Regions from separate parts of the Homo sapiens genome. Here region 2 is linked to region 1. The links are chromatin contacts, found by Hi-C or POLR2A ChIA-PET in ENCODE. All regions are on one chromosome and are shown on one strand. The core of a region is the stretch at or near the end of the contact, and the rest is flanking DNA. Distances in the headings are between cores, read along the strand shown. Region 1 overlaps ZFAND3 (zinc finger AN1-type containing 3). Region 2 overlaps ZFAND3 (zinc finger AN1-type containing 3).

What was found. A loop is a pair of places that touch in the nucleus more often than their neighbours do. ChIA-PET counts read pairs that join two places held with the same protein, here RNA polymerase II (POLR2A).
Region 2: a loop to region 1 is called in a map with no recorded cell type, with 2.0 times the contacts of the local background. The contact joins two enhancer-like sites. A Hi-C loop is called at or near these places in 1 of 37 single-sample maps with no recorded cell type. POLR2A ChIA-PET finds 5 or more read pairs at or near these places in 1 of 52 experiments (OCI-LY7).

What each region holds. Positions count from the first base shown.
Region 1 is chr6:37,885,025-37,891,987 of GRCh38, reverse strand. The region is part of intron 1 of ZFAND3 (zinc finger AN1-type containing 3); the gene reads right to left. Among named protein-coding and RNA genes, the nearest start is that of ZFAND3, 69 kb to the right of the region's middle. Within about 2 kb of position 2,752, at least 3 of the 41 ENCODE cell types and tissues checked have a DNase peak (open chromatin) inside an H3K27ac peak, as active enhancers do.
Region 2 is chr6:38,113,247-38,120,209 of GRCh38, reverse strand. It overlaps ZFAND3 (zinc finger AN1-type containing 3), which reads right to left. Exons shown (of 6, transcript NM_021943.3): 5 at 3,471-3,638. Among named protein-coding and RNA genes, the nearest start is that of ZFAND3, 300 kb to the right of the region's middle. RefSeq lists an enhancer at 1-784. Within about 2 kb of position 3,794, at least 2 of the 41 ENCODE cell types and tissues checked have a DNase peak (open chromatin) inside an H3K27ac peak, as active enhancers do.

The DNA.
Region 1 (6,963 bases), core at 1,503-4,002:
GGAGGGCGAGGCGAGTGGATTGCCTGAGTTCAGGGGTTCGAGACTAACCTGGGCAACACAGTGAAACCCCATCTCTACTAAAATACAAAAAATTAGCAGGGTATGGCAGCATGCACCTGTAATCCCAACTACTCGGGAGGCTGAGATAGGAGAATCGCTTGAATCTGGGAGGCCAGAGGTTGCAGTGAGCCGAGATCCACCACTGCACTCCAGCCTAAGCGACAGAGCGAGACTCAGTCTCAACAACAACAAAAAAGAATAATGTATACTTTGTTGTTAAGTGAAATGTGCTATAAATGTATTAGCTCTAGCTGCTTAAACAGTGTTATGCAAGTCTTCTATTTCCTTGTTTATCTTCTGTCTAGTTGTTCTATGATTTATTTATTTATTTATTATTTATTTATTTAGCCCAGGCTGGAGTGCAGCAGTGGTGTGATCTCGGCTCACTGCAACCTCCATCTCCCAGGTTCAAGTGATTCTCCTGCCTCAGCCTCCCAAGTAGCTAGGATTACAGGCATGGCATGCACTGCCACACCCGGCTAATTTTTGTATTTTAAAGGCGGGGGGGGGGACTGAAATCTCCAACTATTTGTCAAATTATCCATTTCTGTCAGTTTTGCTTCATGTATTTTGGTGCTCTACGTTGAAACAACCAAAATGCCCATCAACTAATGAATGACTAAACAAAAAATGGTAACAACCATATAATGGAATTATGCTCAGTCATCAAAGGGAGAGCAGCACTGATATGATGCAGGCTACAACACAGATGAACTTAGAAAACATTATACTAAGTTAAAGAAGCCAGTCACAAAAGACCACGTATTGTATGATTCCATTTATATGAAATGTCCCAAAGAAGGAAATTTTAGACAGCAAGTGGATATGAGGACTCCGGGTTTGGGGGATAGAGAAGTGATAGCTAAAACATACAGGGTTGTTGTGTGTGTGTGGTGATGAAAACATTTAGTTACTATAACGCTTTGACTATTTTGAGAGTTTCGATAAAGTTGTTTCTGACAGTTTCTGCTCATCTTCCGATGTTTCTGTAAAGAGATTAGTGTGTTTGGAGCTGCCTGCTCTGCCATTTGGCTAGAGTCACTTTTAACATACTGAAAACTAGGATGAATTGTCAAGATAGTTTAAATTGTTTCAAAATAAAAATTGAATTTAGAATAACTACTGCTGTTCTATATGTTGATATTCAAATCTCAGATTATCAAGAACTCTACAATACCAGAACTGTGTGCTTATCTTGAAATAAACTGATAAAGCAATCTGGTTTTGTGAATTAGCAACAATTATAACTAATGTGATAGTGTTAGTCTGGCCATACTTCCGACACTTTGAGTACCTTTTAATATGTTTACTCCATAAAACTTACTATTAATAATAATATCCACTATATATTTGTGAAATTGTTTAGAGTATTAACTCTATCTACACAACCCAATGAGGTAGAACAATACAGATCACATGTTACAGAAAAGGCAACCACATCTCAAAGAAATAAAGGGCTTCTTCGCAGCCATTCAGATAGTAACAGTGTCAGAACAAGAGAGCTGAGGGCTTCTGGCTCTCAGGTTCATGGTCTTTCCATTCAACCTGCAATCTCTCTATTGAGACCCAAATGTCCAAATATCAGCAATCGGGGATCACTCATGTAAGCATCTCAAATTTGATAATAGTCAACCTATAGGGACTCAAACTGAAGTGCTATTTACTTAAAAACACAAAATTAAAAAATGTTAACTGGGAAAGGATTTATAAACATACATGTATAAACTTATTCAAAATTGTTAATTTCAGAATATTCCAGCAAAGCAATGCTTGTATGTGTTGTCAGCTAGGATATGAACAGAGAAGGAACCATAGGACTCATGCTATTATTAGCAGCTACATGTCCTTTTTTAAAATACCTGTTTTTTCTTATTATCTAAAAGTAAGAATTGAGTGCTAAATGCAAGCAGTAACAAAATACAAAGCCTAGTTGCTCAAATGAAATGTCATGAGAAGTACCCTGAAGATGGATGGAACACGTCTTAACATGTCAAATTATTTTACTTTTCTAACATACTGCAAAAATAATCAGAAATAAATCGCTGCTTAAAATATGTATTATGTAGCTTCTAAAAATGAAACACATTTGAAAGTCCTAATAATATACATTACACAATAAAGATTCTATCAATAACAATAATAATGTTCTATTGTTTCAAACTACCTGGCCAGTTATTAAACTATGGTTCAAATCAGATATTCCAGCTAGCAGCCAAGTACAGCAATGCCCCATGGCACATTCCAGGACTCACCAAGAGGAGTCATAGTTCAGTATCAAGCACACTGGGTCTCACAGGCTAATGCATTTACCATTTTCTTATCAACTTTGTATGCCTTTCTTAACTATAACACAAAGAAACAAGTTATTAAATTCAATGTCTAAGACACTCTGACCTCTCTTGTCAGTGTGGCAGTTAATACTTGGTAACATACCTAGCTATTACTCCATCCTTCTCACTAATAAAATCCCCATTTACTTCTGGTGGCCCTAGACACAGTGCCAGGGGAGAAATCAAAATTGGTCTAAGCCAGTATAGCAATCCATTATTCCTTTTGGCACACAATTGATGATGTGGCTATGTGACCCAGATCTGGCAAATAACATGTAAAGGGAAGTTTTCTGGGAGTCGGAAGTTGGCAAAGTGGCAGATGAATCACTGGGGAAAGTTTTATTCCCCATTAATATAGAAAATAGAGACGAAGGAAAGCTTCCTTTTTTTCCTCCGTCTTCCTCTAGCTTTGGATGTCCTCATTTGAGGAGGGCATGCTCAGAGGTGCTGTAGTCATTTTTTAACTACGTAATGGAGAAAGACAAGCAAATTGCAGAGCTGCTGAACCCAACCTGGAACCACCAAATCCAGACTTCTTGTTAAGTGAAATAATAATTGTGTAGTTTATGCTTGTGTTACTCAAAAGATGGTCCATGTGCTACTGCTAGTCTGCAAAAAAGGTTTGCTTCCAATCCACAGTGGGATAAATACAGGAACAGAGAGCAAACATTTAGAAACTTCATAGTAATTTTATACTGCTGCAGCATTTTTATTGTATTTACAAAATATAAGTTTGCACTTAATTGAATTTTGTTTAAAAAGGTCAATTACCATATAGTAGAAATAGCATTTTTTAGGCCACTTTCAGTTGGGTATTAAGTCTCTTGCAGCCAAAAAGTCCAAGGTCTCAGCAACATCAAAGAGAAAGAGATCTATACAAGTCTTCTTATATCCTCACCCATTTTAAGGGTAACCTTTCCGCAAATAGTAAAACATATCCAGGGAAATTAAACAAAAATATAAACTAATGTGATCTGGAAAATGGGATTTCGGTCTCCTGTCTAATCATATTTCCAAGGATTCCAGAGCACCGTGGAAAAAAAGAAAAGGGATATACAAGCCAATGCATATATAATTTCACATAATTTGGATTGCACATACAATCCAAATTAAGTGAAAAAATTAAGCTCTAAAAGAATAAAGCATAAATGATTGAACCATTATGTATTCCTATTGATAATGCCATAATTATGCAACTACATTTCAGATGTTAATTCTCTTTAGAAAATTATCTGACTTCATTAAACTACTTCAGAGCTAAGTCAAGCTGATCTATTACAGTATCAGAGACTGAGCTATGTGACATTCAAACTTGCAAGTCTGGTTTTAATGACATTCAAACGATGCACAATGAGAAACTTTTTACTCATACATTAAAATTTATTTTTCTAATCAAACCTGCAAAAATTTTAACCATACTCTAATATATGGAAGCTGAAACATACACATAAAAAAATTTATAGCTGTAGACGTAGGTACTTACCAGAAAGATGTAACACAATTAAGAAAAAAAATCCTTAACTTCCAGTTCCACCTTACAGTTTTGTTTTGTTTTTTCTACTTAGTAAATTAGGAAAATGCTCAGGAAGAAGAGTCTATGAATGCCTTCTTAGTATAGTCAAGAATGACGGATAGATGAGAACATACAAGTCAAAAATCTCAACACAATGAAAAGCCCAACTGCACTTGAGATAGCATGACTTTGTAAATGTGTTTGCCAAGGCCACTTGTTTTCCAAAAGGCTATACATTAATATCTCAAAGAATAAACCATATTCCTCCTTCTACAATCAATGGCTAAGAGAACTTGGCCAGAAATTACATATATGGTAGTTAACAAACATCTTCACAGCTTAATTAGATTAACTCTTGTTGGCTAAATGCCTAACACTACATAAAATAATCATTTAACAGAGAAGATGCATACATGGTATATTTACGACAGTTGCATCTAGCACCAAACCAAAGTTCCCCAATCTAAATAGAAGCAAAACTTAAATACAATTTCATACTTTTATCAGCCTTAGCCTAGATAAGATTCTTCCCATCAGGGAATACAATTTAGGGTGGATTTTTTTCTTTTTATCACAAGTTAATTTCCAACATAGTAAGTTCTGATTTGATTATGACTTTCCTCATAATATACATTAAGGTTACCTAACTTGTTTAAAATATATTTCTTTTAATAATTTTGATATAAAACAAATGCTTTAGTTGGTACAAAGTACTCATGATTTTGATTTTTAAAAAGAAAGTCAAGATTATTACATATTTAATACAAATTCTTACATATGCCAAGAACAATAAATGCATTTCTTTTAAACTGAGAAGTAACTCTGATGTGTTTTTACAAGAGAATTACTTCCATTTCTCTGTAATTTCACTGCTTTCAAATCCAAGAGCAAAATTCATACTTAGAATGACATTTAAAAGGAAAGCCAAACGGGCTTTTATTCATTATATCACAACACTTCTTACTTCATTAAAACATTCTTTATGCTTGATAATTTTCAGATTGATAATACATTACCAGATTAAGGAATAGGAGTATGATATACAATGATATACAACTAACAGTTTTTGGTTCTTTTTTTGAGACAGGGTCTCACTCTGTCACCCAGGCTGGGGTGAAGTGTATGTGATGTCAGCTCACTGCAGCCTCTGCCTCCCAAGGTCAAGCAATTCATGTGCCTAAGCCTCCTGAGTAGCTGGAATTACAGGCATGTGCCACCACACCTGGCTAATTTTGGGGTTTTTTGTTTTTTTAGTAGAGACTGGGTTTTGCCATGTTGGCCAACCTGGTCTTGAACCCCTGGCCTCAAGTGATGCGCCCACCTTGGCCTCCCAAAGTATCAGGATTACAGGCGTGAACCACCACGTCCAGACAACTAATAGCTTCTTAATTATAAAATCCAAAACATGGAATTCTCACTTGTAGCATATGCATGGATACTCATGCACATGTACCTCAGTACCACCTTCTTAATAGCTTTACTGAGCAACAGTGCTGAAGAGACCAATGTGGAATCAAGGGTCCTTTCCATGATATGACTGCAGAAAATCTCCTGTGATTAGAAACCACTACTTCTGACCCAAACAACTTGTACTATTTTAGGATTCAGCCTTTCAAACCAACAAGGCTTGTGTTCTAACAAATCAAATCTAAATTCCTAATTGTACAGACAGAAAACTGAGGCCCAGAGATGCACAAGTGATTTACCTAAGATCACATTACTGAATTTAAACCTACCATTGGTTTCTTTGTCATTAAGGTTGGTTGTAGTAATCAAGGTTGAGTAACAGCATATTCTTTGAACTTTTTTTTTTTTTTTTTTTTTTTTTTTTTTTTTTTTTTTTTTTTGAGACAGAGTCTCGCTCTGTAGCCTAGGCTGGAGTGCAGTGGCGCAATCTCAGCTCACTGCAACCTCCACCTCCTGGGTTCAAGCAATTCTCCTGCCACAGCCTCCTGAATAGCTGGGACTACAGGCACCTGCCTCCACGCCCGGCTGGTTTTTGTATTTTTAATAGAGATGGGGTTTCACCATTTTGGCCAGGCTGGTCTCGAACTCCTGACCTCAAGTGATCCACCCACCTCAGCTTCCCAAAGTGCTGGGATTACTGGCATAAGCCACCGCACCTGGCCTGTTCGAACTTAAAATAGTTGTTCAGTTGCTTCCGCTCAGAAGTATACTGACTTCTGGCTGGGCTCACACGTGTAATCCCAGCACTTTGGGAGGCTGAGGCAGGAGGATCACTTGAGCCTAGGAGTTGGCAAAGTATACTGACTTTTTCTGCCCCTCTCCCCAAGCAAACAAATTCTATGCCCAATTAAGTGCTGTCTTTTAAAGGAGTAATCTCAAGGAAATAATTTTGGACATCAACACCATTACTCAAATAAGGTTGAAATTCTTCAGAACTGTCTTCAGCTCTACATCTATTTTTATTTATTTATTTTGAGACAGAGTCTTGCTCTGTCAGCCAGGCTAGAGTGCAGTGGCACGATCTCAGCTCACTGCAACCTCCGCCTCCCAGGCTCAAGCAATTCTCCTGCCTCAGTCTCTCAAGTAGCTGGGATTACAGGCGTATGCCACCACACCTGGCTAATTTTTGTATTTTTAGAAGAAACGGGGTTTCACCATGTTGGCCAGGCTGGTCTCTAACTCCTGACCTCAGTTAATCTGCCCTCCACAGCCCCCCAGAGTGCTGGGATTACAGACGTGAGCCACCGCGTCTAGCCCAGATCTTCATTTATAAACCATATAAATGTATTCCTAGGGATGAGGAAACCAAGGTCACACAAGTCTTGTGACTCCAAATCTCTGGAAATATTCTTTTCATTGCTCTTTATAGTCACCTCAATAGAGACCTTTAGTATCCTTCAACTTGACAATTACCCACCCCTTTTTTCCCAATCTTGTCTCTAAAAAACATGTTAATCATTTCTCCCACCCAAAGACAAATACAAGCTCCAAAAGATGATTGGCCACCAGAGATGCTCTTCAGTACCTGAGTACAGATTCAAGAGGCCCCCAAGACATTCTGAGCAATGATGGTACTGTTGGAAGAAAGAGGCT
Region 2 (6,963 bases), core at 2,545-5,044, 230 kb before region 1:
CTAGGTGTCAATTCAGGAGACAAGACTCCTGCAATGACAATGAGCTGATCAATTTGCTTACTGAGTAGAAAATGAAACAAATAGATCCATTTTCAGGCAACTGTTTTCTATCTTGAGAAGTTAAACTATTGAAGATGCTCTAAGATGCAGGATATAATCCCAGCCTCGCAACCACATGCCTTTTCTAATTGGCACCCTGAAAGATTTCACAGGAAAAGGGTGTTACTTTGGTATTGTTGATTTAAAGGTTATCTAGTCACAGGGAGGCAGAGGAGAATTCGTATTCAAAATTCCTCCTTACTGAAAGCCCATGAAGTGTCTTGGCAATTAACAATTCCTATCACCTCTAGCTGTTCCCTATGTAAGAAGGCTCAGAACTCGCCTTACAAATTGCTCTTTTGAAGATCAAAGGGAAGCTGAATGTGTCTGTGTGTGCTCTCGATGAGACTGTAATTTAATGGAATTTTTAGAGAAGGCCTCACTGGCAGTGTTTGGACGACAGCCCTGGGGCGGAGGATTCAGGGGAGCTTGGCCACTCTTCCCTTTGGAGCGTCTTCCCTGCCTTTAATTGGCACCTCATTAGAAATTAATGAAAATGACATCCTCTGTTCTTCCTGCTCTAGGCATCGAATGCTACAAAAAGGCCCATCACAATTCATAACACATTCAATTTATATAGCAATGGCTCTTAAGCATTATTTATGAGATGTGAATTTCTTGTCAGCAGTTAATAACCTGTACAGAATGGAAGGCAAATGGAAGAAAAGATTGCGAATATATATTTAAAAAAAGATTTTCTGCAGGGAAGAAGTGTTCTGTTTGAGCTCAAACTACCTTCCTGAGTCTTCACTTTCAGTAGTAAATTACTGTGTTATCCCCCCTCTAAAACCTTTCAGGGCAGTTAAACATCTCTCCAACATCCATGCATCCTCAAGGAAATAACAGTACAACTCACCCTTTCCTAGAGAGATCCAAGCAGGCAGGAGGAACACAAGAGCTCTTTGTCAAAAACAGTCCCAGACTTTTTTATGGCATGTTCCCATTGTTGTCCTTCATCTTTTGAAGGGTGACAGTCGACTCAGTCATTTTTCTGGGCACATAAGTGTAATGCTCTCAGTGGGTCAAACTGAATGCCCAGCTGACTCTAGGAAAGTTACATCCTGTTGAGACTGCAGAAAGCTCAGGGCTTTCTTCTCCAACAGAAAAAGTCAAATCTCCCTAAAAGCAGACTTTCGGAATTGGGCACAAGCCAAGAGACTACATGTTAGAACATTTAAAAAGGATGCATACTGAAGCAAACCCAATATGCATTTAGCAATCCAGCCTCCTGCCCACAAAGGTTAAGAGCATGGCAGAGTAATCTATATTTACCAGAGATTAGACAAGTTGGCTTTACTTGAGTGAATGTGAAGTCATCTAACATATATTACTGTTTTTTTTTTTTTCTTTTTTTTCAGGTGGATGCTAAGACCTTAGGAAATTAGGTAGTCTGCGTCAAAGCTGAAGGGTAAACTAGGAGACCTGGTTACATCTTTAGATCTCAGTGCTAAATTGTGAAATCTCCTGTTTGCCTGACAAGAAGAAGAAGCATTAGCCACTGCCGGGGACAAGACAGCATACTTGATAGACCAATTGCTTGATCCGCTATGGCAAATCCTGTGTAATACCCAGGATTCAGTTACTTTCAAGGAAGAAACAAGAACAGAAGGTTCAGGAAAGTCCCACAATTCTAACTGAGGAACAACCAAAAGCCTACGTTACAAAAGCAACAGCTAAAATGACCAGGTAGGCTCACAACACTGGTAACAGACTGAACTGCTCAAATTCCCTGAGAGTTCACATGAAGACCAAAGCAAGAATTTGCAGATCACAAAAGATGAGACAGCCTCTGCAGAGTGGAGCGAAGCTGGTTAGCCAGCAGAGCCCAGAGTTTCCTCAGCCATCCACAGTGTCCCTGCCCTACATCACCAAGAATTTAAAATTGCCTGGCAGGGTTGATCGAAATAGCCTAAGAATAAGGTTTTGAACTTACCTGGGCCATACTGCGTGCATGAACACACGGACATCTGAAAACTGCTGTCAGCCTCTATTCCCACCACCTATCCTAACCCTCTTTACGGTTTCCCAAAAATGCTTAGCACTATAACCAAAATGCCCTAAAAACCTTATCTGGTAACATTTAGACTCCCCATGCTGGTTCCGGTTTCTGCAGTTGAATATGCACTTCTAATCTCGTGGAGTACCGCATACACCAGAATGTGTAACAAACAGGTATCTGGTCAAAACAGGAATAGGAGTTCCAACGTAGTTTCTATGAAAAGCTAATAACCTCTCTCTTCCTTCCCATTTCCAATAGGGCAGATAATTGAGGAACCGTAGCAGCAAAGGCTGCCGCTTCAGAAGATAGTAAACTTCCAGTGACCATTACTTTATAACTGCTGAGTGAACTATTTAGTCCTGACTGTCAGCAATAGTACTTGTAGGATATCTTCGGCTGTCCCAGAAGTGAAAGGGGGCTTCTAAAGCTGACTTCTCAGAAAGAAAGAAATAGGATTCTCAGAGGCTACAGACAGGTCTCAAAGTCAACCTGATGACAGCTGAACTGGTCCTCAAACAATTTTATAATATTAGGTTTTAAAACCAGGAAATAAAAACAAGTACAGGAAACTGTAAATCAGCCTAAAATAATGCTGCTACACAATTTCGTTCCTATGTGTCATGATACATGTGGTCAAGAAGAGAGAAAGGGTTGACTTAAGTTTCATTCCACTGTGGGTAGGCATCCCTGTGCAGCAATTCTAAAAGGTATTACACTACAGAATACAGAAGGAAAGGTGACTGTAAAGCTATTTCAGACTGGGTATATGGTGGCTCATGCCTGTAATCCCAGCACTTTGTGAGGCAGAGGCAGGAGGATGGATTCAGCCCAGGAAAAAAAAAAAAAAAAAAAAAAGGCTATTTCAAGGTATTAACTGACTAGATGAACTAAGGTTCAAAGGTAATTTTCTAATCAAAGCTTAATTTAACAGGGATATGGAGAAAAAAAAATCTTCCATTTATCATAAATAGTAAGAAGCTCATTCAAAATTAACTTAATATCTGAATTTTATGGTACATACTCCAGAATTTTGCTTGTTTGGTAAACTTCTGAAGTCGTGAGAAGAAACCAGAGTAGTAAGTGGTGGGGGGAAGTTGAAAGCACTAAGCAGTGAGATGTAGCTCTAAGGAGATATGCATTAAGAACATGGGGATGTTTTTGTCTTTTTTGCATGTGTGAGAATAAAGGGTGTTTAGAGGCAAACATACTATGCTCCTGATTTCTCAAGCCCCAAACCTATATCGCATGCACTACTGTAGCAAACTTACAGTACTCAGAAGAAGAACGAAAGACTTCAGCCACTTAAATTTCCAAAGCTGGGCCAAGGTGTTAAGGATATAGTCTCCATCACGCCACTGGGGGAGATGCTTACCGCAGCGACACGATCCCAATTCCTGCTGCACCAGCTCCAGTTTGGTTTGGCACTGGAAGCACCGACGTCGACTCTTCTGTTTAGATCGACTGGTTTCCTCGGACCGTTCCGTATTCTCAAGTAGTCGTGGCCGTTTTACTGGTGAAGCCTCATTCTCAGACTGTGAATCTGACCAAAACAACATATTTGGGGATCAGGATTAGTGCCTGGCCTGGCAAGCACAGTTGATTAATGTATTTCCAGGCATTCTCCTGACCAGGCTACTGCCCTTGTCCAGGAATCAGACAGGTGAGAGCCAGTTCTGACTTGCTTGGTTTATACTGCACAAACTATGACAAACGTGTACCTTTAGTGCTGACTTCTAACAAGCTAGGCCTGAGCTGGAGAGGAGGGTGTGGGTGGCTCAACAAAAACCAGTTCTATGTTGTTGTTTTTAAAAAGAGCTGAGATTCTATGAGGAGACCATTCCAGCTAGAAATGGGGTCCTGTCTTTGTATTCCCTTGCTGGGACCTAGATGCTTACTGCCTGTATTGGTTAGATATCTTTTCTTGGGCATTTGCTTGTCCTCAAGTAGACCGTAATTCTTTAGAGATGGGACTATGTCTAATGTATCTCTGTATCACTATGCTTTCACAATTCCATTCCCAAAGCCAGCGTTTGATGAGTGATCTGTAATCTTTTATAGTAAAATTACTCACGTTTCTACTCTTAAAGACACAGAAGTCAGGTTCTAATACTGACAATTAGTTCAATTTGATTCAGAATGAAGGGGCACCTCTGCTGGTACACATGCAAGCTGCCCTATGAACTCCACCATGGGGTGGTGCAGCAGCAGCAGCACCAGGCACCCCACCTTGAGGTGGAGCCAAAATGGTAGGTGGAGGGGGGTGTACTCTGTGAAAACTGTGTCTTGCACAACTTCAAAAAAGTAATTAAGACGCAACAAAGCTCTTATCACAGGCAAGGCTGTAAACGACTCTTGCCTTCAATAAACTGGGCAGCTCTTTGGGGCTCTGTATTCCTGAAACAGCTGCTTGCATACCCACGATGTACCTCTTACCAAGTTCCAAATTGTTTGTGCTAAATTACTTCCAGAAGGGAGTCTCCTAAACAGTCTTCCTCAAAATAATCCAGATGCCACACCTCTTACCCCTCTGTCACCCCCACCTTGGTCTAAGCCATTACCAACTCATCAAGCCTACTACAAGAGCCTCTTCACTGGTCTCTCTGCTCATCCCCTTGTTTCTACAGTCTATTCTCCACATAGCAGACAAGTGACTCTGTTAAAAATCAAGTTAGATCATGTTACTTCCCTGCTCAAAACCCTCTAATAGCTCCCCTTGTCAGAGTGAAAGTCCAGATACTTAGACTCTCAAATACCCTGCATGACTTGCCCCACGCTCAGCTCCTGCTGCTTTCCTTCCTTTGCTTATCTCTACACTAGCCTCCTTATTGTCTCCTACCTGTGGTACTTTGTACCTTCTATTCCCTCTGTCTGAAACACTCTTCACCCAGATCTACATGGGATCTTATCTCTTTTATCACCCAGGCCCCTGATGGTGATGATGGTAGTTTGCTCACAGTCCCCCAGCCCTGCTGCACTGTACTGGCATATGGAGGCCCTGCATCATTCCCTTTGATATCTTTGCTCCAACGTCACATTTTCTTTTAAATTTTATTTTGCAAAGTCACATTTTCATTGAAGGCTTCTTCCCTGATCATCACTTCTAGATCACTGAATCCCTATTCTTAGCACTTCCCCTCGTCTGTTTCCCTTTTATTCCTCCACAGCACTTATCTTTAACATTATGCCCTAAAAGAAAGCAAACTCCAAGAGGGCAGGAAATTTCACCTGCTTTGTTTACTGATGTTCCCTCCATGCCTATGGCTCAATAAATATTTTTTGAATGAATGAATTTGTCTCCTAGGCAGTCCTAATGTTCTACTTAAAGTGGCTCTAGTGAGAAGCCACAGCCTATAGGATGTATTTTAGTGAAGGCTGTCTGTATGCCCTTTCCTAGCCTCCCTGTGTGTGAGGAAGATGCTGCACTTCACCCAAGATTGTCCAGTGGACCCCGATGGTGATGCTGGTAGTTTGCTCATAGTCCCCCAGCCCTGCTGTGCTGTACTGGCATATGGAGGCCCTGCACCATTCTTAGCAACTACAGACTTCATTTTTCATCTCATTTAATTCTTCCAGTCCTACATGACATTTTGCCCCAATACAAACCAACTAAATAAGGACTCTGATGAAAACAATTGAAGGCAAGTTCAGCCTATTTCCCAGCTCTGCTGAGCAAAGCTGTCCAGGCCCAGTCAGTGTGGTGAGTAAGGTGGCTACAGATAGGGCAGGCGCTCTCCCTTCTTCTACAAGAGCAACAAGCAACAATTTAAATATAAATCATTACAAAGCAGTCAGCTGAAAGAAATTCACCTTGTATGAGCCACACTGCTCTCTGCGGGCGGGGTCCTTTTACACAAACCAGCAATGGCTCTATTTGTATCAATAACCCTATTTAGAATTTTTTTTTTGTAACAAGAAAATTCTAGGGTAAAAACTGTAACAAAAAATGTTTTTTTCTGAGACAAAGTCCTAAATTCAAAGCATCCTTATAGGAAATTACTCCCACTGGGAGGCAGGTGTCAGCACAAGATGGGGAGGCAGCTGAGGCCTTTTCATTATTACTATGATTAAAATCTGGAGGGCCTTGGCACAATGCCAGCACACCTCTACTCTAACACAGAACTGCTCAGACCCTGAGCCCCTTTCTTTCACACCTCTGTGTCTGAAAATGCAGAGTTCACATTTAGAGCTCTTTCTACATGAATCTATCCCAAACCGTCAAACATGCTGTTCATCTGCAAAGCACCCATTTCTAAAACAAACCTTTCCTGCAAGGAGAAGACAATTTAATTTCACTGTGTCAATGAAGCCGGGGGAAAAAATAAAGACAAAAAGAATTTCAGTGTGGCAATATTATCCATAAGGTAACTATGTCCAAATAAGTAAGGGAGTTAGATATGTGAAGAAAAATTTTTTAAATGTATGAGTCCTATGGCTGAGAAATAGAATTCATATTTACATAATCACAATCATTAGTCATCACCAAACAACCCACTTTGATGGGACCCCCCAACCCCTGCCCTGCAAAGTTAGGAGGCCTGTGCAGTCTTGACCTCTTTTTCTCTTAATTCCCCATCTTACCTGACCAATGGGCATTCAATAGCAACACTAAGGAATGTCTACATGATCCCATGCTGAGATTTTCCTTGATCTATTCCACATTAATATAAAGACCACTGAGTTATTTGTTCTGGTAGGCAGTAGGCATGGAATATTCTTGAACAATGAATCCTAAAGGAGGTTTCTGATGCTGCCACAGCTTCTGGTATGATATACTGATCATCCTAAAAGAACACCATTAAGCCCTACTCGATCCTCTGACAATCAATGTCCCAGCATCCGTACAAGTCTATGACCAAAGGCATCCA